Regions from separate parts of the Homo sapiens genome. Here region 1 is linked to region 2. Evidence: chromatin loops called from intact Hi-C (ENCODE). Cell type or tissue: PC-3. All regions are shown on one strand. Each heading gives the region's core, and the rest is flanking DNA. Links, peaks and the distances in the headings are about the cores only. Region 1 overlaps ELAPOR2 (endosome-lysosome associated apoptosis and autophagy regulator family member 2). Region 2 overlaps ELAPOR2 (endosome-lysosome associated apoptosis and autophagy regulator family member 2).

Region 1 (5,384 bases), core at 51-5,050, 110 kb after region 2:
AAATGTCTCACTGTAGGCCAAGCATGGTGCCTCACACCTGCAATCCCAGTACTTTGGGAGGCTGAGGTGGGATGATTACTTGAGACCAGGAGTTCAAGACCAGCCTGGGCAACAGGGTGAAACCCTGTCTATACAAAATAATAATAATAATACAAAAATTAGCAAGGCATGGAAGCATGTGCCTGTAGTCCCAACTACTCGGGAGGCTGAGGTTGGAGGATCACTGGAGCTCTGGGAGGTCAAAACTATGTGAGCTGTTATTGTACCACTGCACTCCAGCCTGAGTGACAAGGAGACCCTATCTTTAAAAAGGGTTTGCTGAACTATTCACAATAGCAAAGTCATGGAAGCAAGCTAGGTGACCATCATTGGTGGATTAGATAAAGAAAATGTGGTACATATACCCCATGGAATACTATAGAGCCATAAAAAACAACAAAATCATGTATTTTGCATAAACATGGATGTAGCTGGAGGCTATTTTCCTAAGCAAAGTAACACTGGAACAGAAAACCAAATACCGTATGTTCTTACTTATAAATGGCAGCTAAACATTGGGTACTCATGGAATTAAAGATGGCAACAATAGACACTACAGACTATTAGAAAGGAAAGGGAAAAGCAGGGGCAAGGGTTGAAAAACTGTTGGGTACTATGGTCAGTACCTGGGTGATGGGATCATTCATATCCCAAACCTCAGCATCATACAATATGCCCAGATAACAAACGTACAAATGTACCCCAATCTAAAAGTTGAAAAATTAAAATAAGAAAACACCCTGAATATTAAAAATCACCCTGCCTATATCATACTCCAGATTTACGGGTCTCCTTCCCATCAACCTCCAGTCTGCTTCTGTGCTAATGCTAATCCTTCTCTACTGGCTGTACCTTCTCAGTTTCATCCTCAAATGCTTCTCACTCTGCTTGCTTCTTAAATGCTGTTGTTTCCCTAAGCACTCTCCTCAACACAGTGCTCTTGCTATATGCTCAGAGCCTAAGTGACCTCATCAACATCAATGGCTTCAATTACCTCTTATGTACTCATGGCTCCCAAGTTGTCTCTCAGCTGCACTCCTGTACATCCACCTGTCTTCAGGAGAGCACTGTTTGTGTGTGCCCAGGGTACTATAAACTCAGGATGTCCAATGCTGAACTCATCCTATTTCCCGCCCCCACCACCACCTCCTCCTTTTCCTTCTCTCAATTTTTTTATCTCAATAAAAGACAGCAGCATCTACTCAGACCAAAAACTTATAAGTCATGGTAGACTGAAATGTATCACTCGGTTGCAGACTCCTGAAAATAAGATGTCTTTAATAGCTGTAAAATCCATCTATTCTCTCCCTCTCCATTCATACTGTCATGTGTTTAGTTCTGTTAGTTATTTTCTCCCCGTGAGAGAGGCAAGAGTCTCCTAACTGATCTTCCTGCGTCCAATGTGATTTCCCTTTTATGTTCCTTCATTTGCCAACAGAATAATCTTTCTAATTTGATGTTAATAGCGCTTCATAGCTTGCCTCGCAAGACCTTCAGTCTCTGACACTTCTGCCACCACCACCCACGTGCCCTTCAAGTTGGCCCTTGAAATTATAATATTATTTAATTCCTCTTTGATGTTATACATGTTATTTTCTTTGACTGAGATGTGGTGGTCTCTGTGCATCCTGTAAAGCACTACTATAAATCCTTCCAAACTCAGCTGAAACATCACTTGCTCTGACACCAGAGTTTCTTTAGTCTGATTTAGTTGCCTCTTCTCTGTGCTTCTATACAGCCCTGTGAATGACTCCATCACAGCACTTAACCCATCTGTACTATCATCATAGACTATCCTATAATTTTTTCCTGTGAGATACATGCTAGATGAGCTAATAAACATATGAATGGCAACTGAAAAAGAAGTAACAGAGAATGAATAGTCATGAAATATCTAAAACACACTCTTAGAACCAAGAATACCAATCCAAGTGCAAGAATTCTTGGTCACTTTGTAGCTGCTTCCATATTTTTCTCAAACACCTGAAAGCCTTCATATATTGTAATGATTTAATAAGGTATTATGTACCAAACATTCTTTTTGGAAATTAAGATGTATTACAGTTTGATATGTTAAGGGAGGTAATTCCATATACCTTTTTAGGGACTAAATAATTGCTTTCTCTGGATATTACATATCTCAAAACACACAGATAAGAAAAAGTCTAGGGAAATATATATTATCCTTATTATACTAAAAGCTTGTATACATAACGATGCAAACACCTAAATAGGAAATCTCACAAAAAGTGAAATACAAAAAGCTAAGTGACACGAAAAATATTGACCTTCATGAGTGATTAAAGAAATGCACATGTTAGGTCACAAAATAAGTCTTAATACATTCAAAAGACTGAAACAATATCAAGCAGCTTCTCTGGCCACAGTGGAATAAAACTAGAAATTAATAATAAGAGCAATTTTGGAAACTATACAAATACATGAAAATTAAACAATATGCTCCTGAATGACCAGTGGGTCAATGAAGAAATTGAGAAGAAAATTGAAAAATTCCTTGAAACAAATGGTAATGGAAACACAACATACCAAAACTTATGGGATACAACAAAAGCAGTATTAAGAGGGAAGTTTATAGCTATAAGTGTCTACATCAAAAAAGAAAAAAAACTTTAAATAAACAATCTAATGATGTATCTTAATGAACCAGAAAAGCAAGAGCAAACCAAACCCAAAATTAATAGAAAATAATAAAAATCACAGAAATAAATGAAATGAAGAAAATACAAACGATCAATGAAACAAAAAGTTAGTTTTTTGAAAAGTTAAACAAAATTGACAAAACTTTAGCTAGACTAAGAAAAAAAGAAGATACAAATAAATAAAATCAGAAATGAAAAAGAAGACATTACAACTGATACTGCAGAAATGCAAAGGATCATTAGAGGCTACTATGAGTAACTATACGCCAACCAACTGGAAAACCTAAAAGAAGTGGACTAATTCCTAGACTCATACAACCTACCGAGACTAAACCAGGAAGAAGTCCAAAACCTGAACAGACCAATACCAATGAAATCAAAGCCACAATAAAAAGTCTCCCAGTAAAGAAAAGCCTGGGACCCAATGGCTTCACTGCTGAATCCTACCAAACATTTCAAGAAGAACTAATCTCGGTCCAACTCAAGCTATTCTGAAAACCCAAGAGGAGAGAATACTTCCAAACTCATTCTACAAGGCTAATATTACCCTGATACCAAAACCAGACAAAGACACATAATAAAAAAAACTACAGGCCAATATCTCTGACGAATACTGATGTAAAAATCCTCAACAAAATACTAGCAAAATGAATTCAACAACACATTAGAAGGATCATTCATCATGACCAAGTGAGATTTATCCCTGGGATGCAAGGATAATTCAACATACGCAAATAAATCAATGTGATACATTGGATCAACAGAATGAAGGATAAAAGCTACAAGATCATTTCAATTGATGCTGAAAAAGCATTTAATAAATTTCAACATCCCTTTATGATAAAAAAAAATTTAAAAACTAGGTATAGAAGGAACATACCGAGGGAGGAGCCAAGATGGCCGAATAGGAACAGCTCTGGTCTACAGCTCCCAGCGTGAGCGACGCAGAAGACGGGTGATTTCTGCATTTCCATCTGAGGTACCGGGTTCATCTCACTAGGGAGTGCCAGACAGAGGGCGCAGGTCAGTGGGTGCGCGCACCGTGCACGAGCCAAAGCAGGGTGAGGCATTGCCTCACTCGGGAAGCGCAAGGGGTCAGGGAGTTCCCTTTCCTAGTCAAAGAAAGGGGTGACGGACGGCACCTGGAAAATCGGGTCACTCCCACTCGAATACTGCGCTTTTCCGACGGGCTTAAAACACGGCGCACCACAAGATTATATCCCGCACCTGGCTCGGAGGGTCCTACGCCCACGGAGTCTCGCTGATTGCTAGCACAGCAGTCTGAGATCAAACTGCAAGGCGGCAGCGAGGCTGGGGGAGAGGCGCCCGCCATTGCCCAGGCTTGCTTAGGTAAACAAAGCAGCCGGAAAGCTCGAACTGGGTGGAGCCCACCACAGCTCAAGGAGGCCTGCCTGCCTCTGCAGGCTCCACCTCTGGGGGCAGGGCACAGACAAACAAAAAGACAGCAGTAACCTCTGCAGACTTAAATGTCCCTGTCTGACAGCTTTGAAGAGAGCAGTGGTTCTCCCAGCACGCAGCTGGAGATCTGAGAATGGGCAGACTGCCTCCTCAAGTGGGTCCCTGACCCCCGAGCAACCTAACTGGGAGGCACCCCCCAGCAGGGGCACACTGACACCTCACACTGCAGGGTATTCCAACAGACCTGCAGCTGAGGGTCCTGTCTGTTAGAAGGAAAACTAACAAACAGAAAGGACATCCACACCAAAAACCCATCTGTACATCACCATCATCAAAGACCAAAAGTAGATAAAACCACAAAGAGGGGAAAAAACAGAACAGAACAGCTGGAAACTCTAAAAAGCAGAGCGCCTCTCCTCCTCCAAAGGAACGCAGTTCCTCACCAGCAACGGAACAAAGCTGGATGGAGAATGACTTTGACGAGTTGAGAGAAGAAGGCTTCAGACAATCAAATTACTCTGAGCTACGGGAGGACATTCAAACCAAAGGCAAAGAAGTTGAAAACTTTGAAAAAAATTTAGAAGAATGTATAACTAGAATAACCAATACAGAGAAGTGCTTAAAGGAGCTGATGGAGCTGAAAACCAAGGCTCAAGAACTACGTGAAGAATGGAGAAGCCTCAGGAGCCGATGCGATCAACTGGAAGAAAGGGTATCAGCGATGGAAGATGAAATGAATGAAATGAAGGGAGAAGGGAAGTTTAGAGAAAAAAGAATAAAAAGAAATGAGCAAAGCCTCCAAGAAATATGGGATTATGTGAAAAGACCAAATCTATGTCTGATTGGTGTACCTGAAAGGGATGGGCAGAATGGAACCAAGTTGGAAAACACGTTGCAGGATGTTATCCAGGAGAACTTCCCCAATCTAGCAAGGCAGGCCAACGTTCAGATTCAGGAAATACAGAGAACGCCACAAAGATACTCCTCGAGAAGAGCAACTCCAAGACACATAATTGTCAGATTCACCAAAGTTGAAATGAAGGAAAAAATGTTAAGGGCAGCCAGAGAGAAAGGTCTGGTTACCCTTAAAGGGAAGCCCATCAGACTAACAGCGGATCTCTCGGCATAAACCCTACGAGCCAGAAGAGAGTGGGGGCCAATATTCAACATTCTTAAAGAAAAGAATTTTCAACCCAGAATTTCATATCCAGCCAAACTACTTCATAAGCGAAGGAGAAATAAAATACTTTACAGACAAGCAAATGC
Region 2 (5,384 bases), core at 158-5,157:
TATCTCCCAGGCTGTCTCAAACCTTGATCTTTTCCAGTTGCAAGCCACTGGGCACTCATCATTTGTCTCTCTTGGAATTACCCACACCATGCTGCCAACTTGTATCTGACTCCTCCTTCAAAGCCATGCTCAACATGTACAGTTGTGTTAAGTAGGTCGTCAGCCTGCCCAAATACATATCAGCATTCACCTACCTTCCTTTTCTATGACGGCTTTGCTGCTTTTCTCTTTTCCCATGTGTTTACCTCCTTCTCCTCTGATATGTTTTAGATTTCTGTCCCCATGCAAGTCTTATGTTGAATTGTAATCCCCAGTGTTGGAGGTAAGGCCTGGTGGGAGGTGATTAGGTCATGGGGGCAGATTTCCCCCTTGCTGTTCTTGTGATAGTGAGTTCTCATGAGATCTGGTTTAAAAGTGTGTGGCACCTCCCCCTTCTCTCTCTTCCTCCTGCTCTGGCCATTTAAGACATGCCTGCTTCCCCTTTTACCATGATTATAAGTTTCCTGAGGTCTTCTCAGCCACGTTTCCTGTACAGCCTACAGAATCGTGAGCCAATTAAACTTCTTTCATTTATAAGTTATCTGGTCTCAGGTACTTCTTTATAGGAGTGTGAGAACAGACTAACATATCCCCTAAATACTTAACAGCTTTGACCATCTTCTGCCTTTATGTGGAAGACACCATGGAAATTTAACATTTTACTGGCAGTTCAGGGCTTTAATCAAGAAAATGTTCTAAAATTAAATTGTGGTGACTATACTGAAAACACTGAATTATACTCATTGAATGAATGAATGAATGATATGGTATGAGAACTATATCTCAATAAAGCTGCTTTAAAAAAAGTGTTAAAAACAGACTATTAGAAAAATTTTATTTTAAACAAATTCAGAAATCCCTAGTCTCTGAGACATTCCATGTTCTCCCATCTTCCCAATTAAGAAACATAAGCTCTAAGTACATTTGACTTGCTTAAATCCTGTGCACAGAAAGGCAGATCTAAAAACTGAATCCCTTTATACCCTATTTTTAATATCCTCTATATCTTTGTCCTGCTATATAATTTAGAAGTACTGTGTTACAGACATTGAGCATTTGGAATAATTTGCAACACTGAAGGTCATTAAAAGGCAAATAAAATATAAGACATTTGAATATCAAGCCACTAGCAAAATCTCTGTGATCCGCAGTTCACCTCTTCAGAGATGAAGAAGTTGTATAGCCTAATGCCTCCTTCGAAGAAGGCTCCCTTTTAAAACATCCTCCCTACCAGGCACTCTTTGAGCATCAGCAGAAAGTTCCCTAATTGAAAAAACATGTCATTCCAGTATTGGGCAGCTCTGTTTGTTAGAACATCACTACATCCCACTGGAATTTACCTTCTCTAAGTTCACCAGAGTTCTTCTTTTCTAAAATTTCCCTTCAAATACTTGAAATACCCTATTAAGGAAATTCTCACTGAGTACCTACTATGCACAGGACAAAGTACCATGGGAGATTCAAGAATTAGGCAAACTGCTCTGAAAAAGGTTGTAGTCTAATAGTGATAAGACAGGTTCACAGCTACTATAACGTAAAAACTGAAAAACATGAAGGGGATACAAAGCACTACATTTTGAAACAGACTATTTGAGTTAGAATTCCAGACCTAAGACTAGCGATGACTAGCTATGATCATGGGGAAGTTACTTAACCTCATTAAGCCTCAGTTTTCTTATCTGAAAACTGGGTACAGGAATGTCTAAATTACACAAATGTTGAAAGAAATTAGAGGCAATGTTTGAATATGTATACACATATATATACACACACATGCACATATGAAGAGAGTACGTTCACAAATATGGAAATGATAGCTGCTTGTGGTATTAACACTACCGTTACTGTCTCATCATCATCTTCTCCAAAAGAAACACAAAATGCCATGAGTGCCCAAAGGAAAGATATCAAATCTCTGTAAGACAAGTAGAAAACATCACAAAGATGATCATGATTTTCCATCCTTTGCTGTCTTTCCTTCTACCTGAAAAAAATATTTCAATCATACTTTATACAAAATATCCTGGCCTCTGTCCTCTAGATTCTTCCCCTTTTGTCAAAATTTTCTCATACCGTATGCCAAAGACAGAACACAGCACTCAAAATGTGATAATTACTCATTCATTTACTAAGTCTCACTAATTCAACAGACGTTTCACTACCTTCTATGTGCTAGGTACTATACTAGGCTTAGAGATTTTTTTTTTAATGAGTAAGAACCAGTCCCTGTATACAGGAAGCTGAGAATCTGGTAATGGAAATGATTAAGTATTTATGATAAAGTGATCTTTTAATCTATAATCACTATGTAAGTATCAAGAAGGTATGTGCAAATTTCCATGAAAATTCTCAGTATACCAAGACAATCTTGCCAGACCTATTTATGATATTTAAGAGCATATGATTTCTATGAACCTGTGAAAAATCATTCTCTTTTTATTCTGGTAACTGTAACCATCTTTTTCTCTTTGGGAACTGATCTGTGTGATGCTGAAAGGAACTGAGAATTACAGTTTGGCCTCCCCAGCTACAGGAATTTGCAGGTGAACTAAGACATCCAATCAAAGTATCCAACACTCCTGGAGAGAATTATTGGTTGGCTATGGGCTCATGATTCAAGCAAGGCCAATCAGAGTCTTTTCCGAAGCTTCAGTCAGTGTTTGTAGTATCAAGAGCTGTGAGGATACTAGTGGCTTGGGTGGAGATTACAGTGAGCATCTTGCAACACCGGAAAGGGCTTGCCTGAGAAGGAAATCAAATTGAGCCAAGAATATTAGCATTACACAGCAAGAGAACATCTTAAAATAATTTGTTCTATATTGACTTCCCAGTTAAATGAGTCAACAGGCTCCTGCCTCCTCCCCTCTCCATTCCTCAGTTTTACATTGGTTTGAGTCAGGGCTCCCATCCAATTTCTGAAACATATTTTTAAAATTCATTACTAGAGAATGTATAATCATCCCCAAGCACCCATTGAAAGGAAACATGTGAATCATGTCCCACAATAGGAGGGTGGCGGGGGGAGACAAACACTGCACAGGTTACTCTGCCTCAGTGTAATACCCAAAATAAATAAAATCTTAAGTCTTTTCTGTTTACTAGCTCCCAAACAAAAACAACCTTTTCTCCACTCCCTTTTGTAGTGGATATGAGACAACTTTTGTGGATATGATAAACAAATGAGAAACTTACTGTTTTTAACCATGAACAGCTTAATTGAAAACTATTCTTTGTATTCTTGTGGGGGAAGGATTTTCCCCACTTTAAATAGCTGTCGCATTTTTTATTTGGTGAGTTAGGTCTTTTAAAGCTTGGATTTCCCTGGAAATCTTCTTTGCAAGTAATTATTTTCTCTTTTCTCAGTGCTTTTATATCTGAGAGTTTCTTTCACACAAATAAATTTTGATTTTACTAATTTGAGCTCATTGTTCAAACACACTGGAGTCTTTCTGAATCTTAATTATATCATTTTTATCTTTATTGATTCACAAATTGATATACATATTCTTAATGTCTTTATGAAGTTAATCATTTTTAAATAAAATGTTGAAAATAACTCATCTGACTTATATTCTTCTTTGTGTGAGTTACAGTATGTATAAATGACTTGCTATATTTATATTCCTATGGCAAATATGTATATAAATATATCAAATATATATATATACAATACTATACTCCAAGTTGATATTGATTTATCAAATCAAACATTTTATGTATGATTCTTCAATTAGTCATATATCCACTTAACCATATCATTTAGTCTACAATTCTTTATCTTATCCATAAGGAAATCATGAGATGCTCTGTCAAATATCCTGCTAACATTAAAACACATCTTCTCTTAACTCTTGCCCAGTGTCACTGTTACCTACATAATATAGCTGAATTTCCACCCTGCCCTAATTCTGCTTATCTTTAAGAAACAGGATGCCTGTGATAAAAAGTTCCCTTTGTAACCAGACCAGCTGAGACTGGTTAGAACCAAGATAGATGACCAAATGACTTTAAGGATCTCAGGTTTCGTTATAATCTCACAATTTTATTTCCATACTAAGTGGCACTCCCACCAGTGCCATGACAATGGCCATGACAATGGCCCAAAGAAGCCATAAAAGGACAAAAAGGAAGGCAGCACTCTAGTTCCAGGATGTTTACCGCCGATTTCTGGAAAACACATAAATATTCCTCCCCTTGCTTTTCATGTCCAACCCCTTCATTAGAGAAATCCTATATTTTAACTCCCTCACCCCTCACTAATAGAGAAATTGATTTTTGAGCCATGCTCCCACTTCTCAATTCCATGACCCTCGAATAAAGCTTGCATTGCTTGACATTCACTTTCAGCTTCATGTATTTGTTTCATGACACTCAACAGGGAAAGATTCCATCTTCTAGGGGACTAGGTTTGTTGGTAAAATCCCTGATCAGTATTCTTTTGAGTTCAAACATCAAACACTGAATTTGTATATGTGCTTGTGTGCACCTATATAAGTGTACCTCATTTTATGTAAGAAGTGGGCACTAATTGTTTTAAACAAAACATACATAAAAATTTCAACTCAGTACTTAAGATAATTTTGTAGTGAATGTTTATTGAGAAGTGAATATTCTTTAATTTATCTATGTTATACATCTCTGTTTTGCATATACTAAGCTTTAATTCAAGTAAGCCACATTTAGGAAACCTCATTTATTTACCACCGGGAACAATGTCATATAAAAATGTGTTGTCTCCTTGAGACTTTCATAACCTAAGCATGGGCCAAGAATACCTAGTAATTCTCCATGTTTGTTTACTTCTCTGCATCTGTATAGTGCCTTACACAACTTGATATGTAGTAAGCCCCACAAATATCTGGTGAGAGAATGCCTTACTGTATACATTAGAAGATTTAAATCCTTGTATCTCTTCACCCAATTCAACCTGGTTTCCATGTTTTAAAATGGCTCTTTAAAGCCACCATTTAATTCAATGTTGCCAAATCCAATGGATACTTTTCAGCCCTCATCTAGGGTGACTGTTCAGGAGTATCAGCCTTCTTAACCACTCTAATTTCTGCAAATACTCTATGGCAGTAACTCCCTTGGTTTCTCCCACTTCTCCAGCCATTTTCCTCAGGCACCATCCCTGTTCATCTCTCCTAGCATTAGCTTACTTCTAAGCCCACTCTATGATCTCCCTGCAAACTTTTACCCAACCCCAAGGCTTTAATTGCCAGCTATTTGCTATAATTCTCAGATTCACATAGCTAGCCCAGATGCTCTACTGAGCTCCAGACTGATGTACATAATGGCCCTTCCAATATCTCCTCTTGCCCCATCTCACAACTTGGTCAAAACTG

What was found. Hi-C counts contacts between places; a loop is a spot of excess contacts. Peaks named below come from ENCODE experiments on the same cell type or tissue, not always from the same donor. Only the 100,000 strongest peaks of a DNase experiment are listed, where the experiment ranks them.
Region 1: it touches region 2 in a loop (4-fold over the local background); 5 of 110 quality-filtered maps call a loop at or near these places.

What each region holds. Positions count from the first base shown.
Region 1 is chr7:87,036,177-87,041,560 of GRCh38, forward strand. The region is part of intron 1 of ELAPOR2 (endosome-lysosome associated apoptosis and autophagy regulator family member 2); the gene reads right to left. Among named protein-coding and RNA genes, the nearest start is that of ELAPOR2, 21 kb to the right of the region's middle. In PC-3, for the core only: no CTCF peak of the experiment used is centred there; no DNase peak of the experiment used is centred there; H3K4me3 peaks cover 2,234 bases; H3K27ac peaks cover 672 bases.
Region 2 is chr7:86,929,437-86,934,820 of GRCh38, forward strand. The region is part of intron 8 of ELAPOR2 (endosome-lysosome associated apoptosis and autophagy regulator family member 2); the gene reads right to left. Among named protein-coding and RNA genes, the nearest start is that of ELAPOR2, 130 kb to the right of the region's middle. In PC-3, for the core only: no CTCF peak of the experiment used is centred there; a DNase peak (open chromatin) is centred at 2,935; H3K27ac peaks cover 1,449 bases.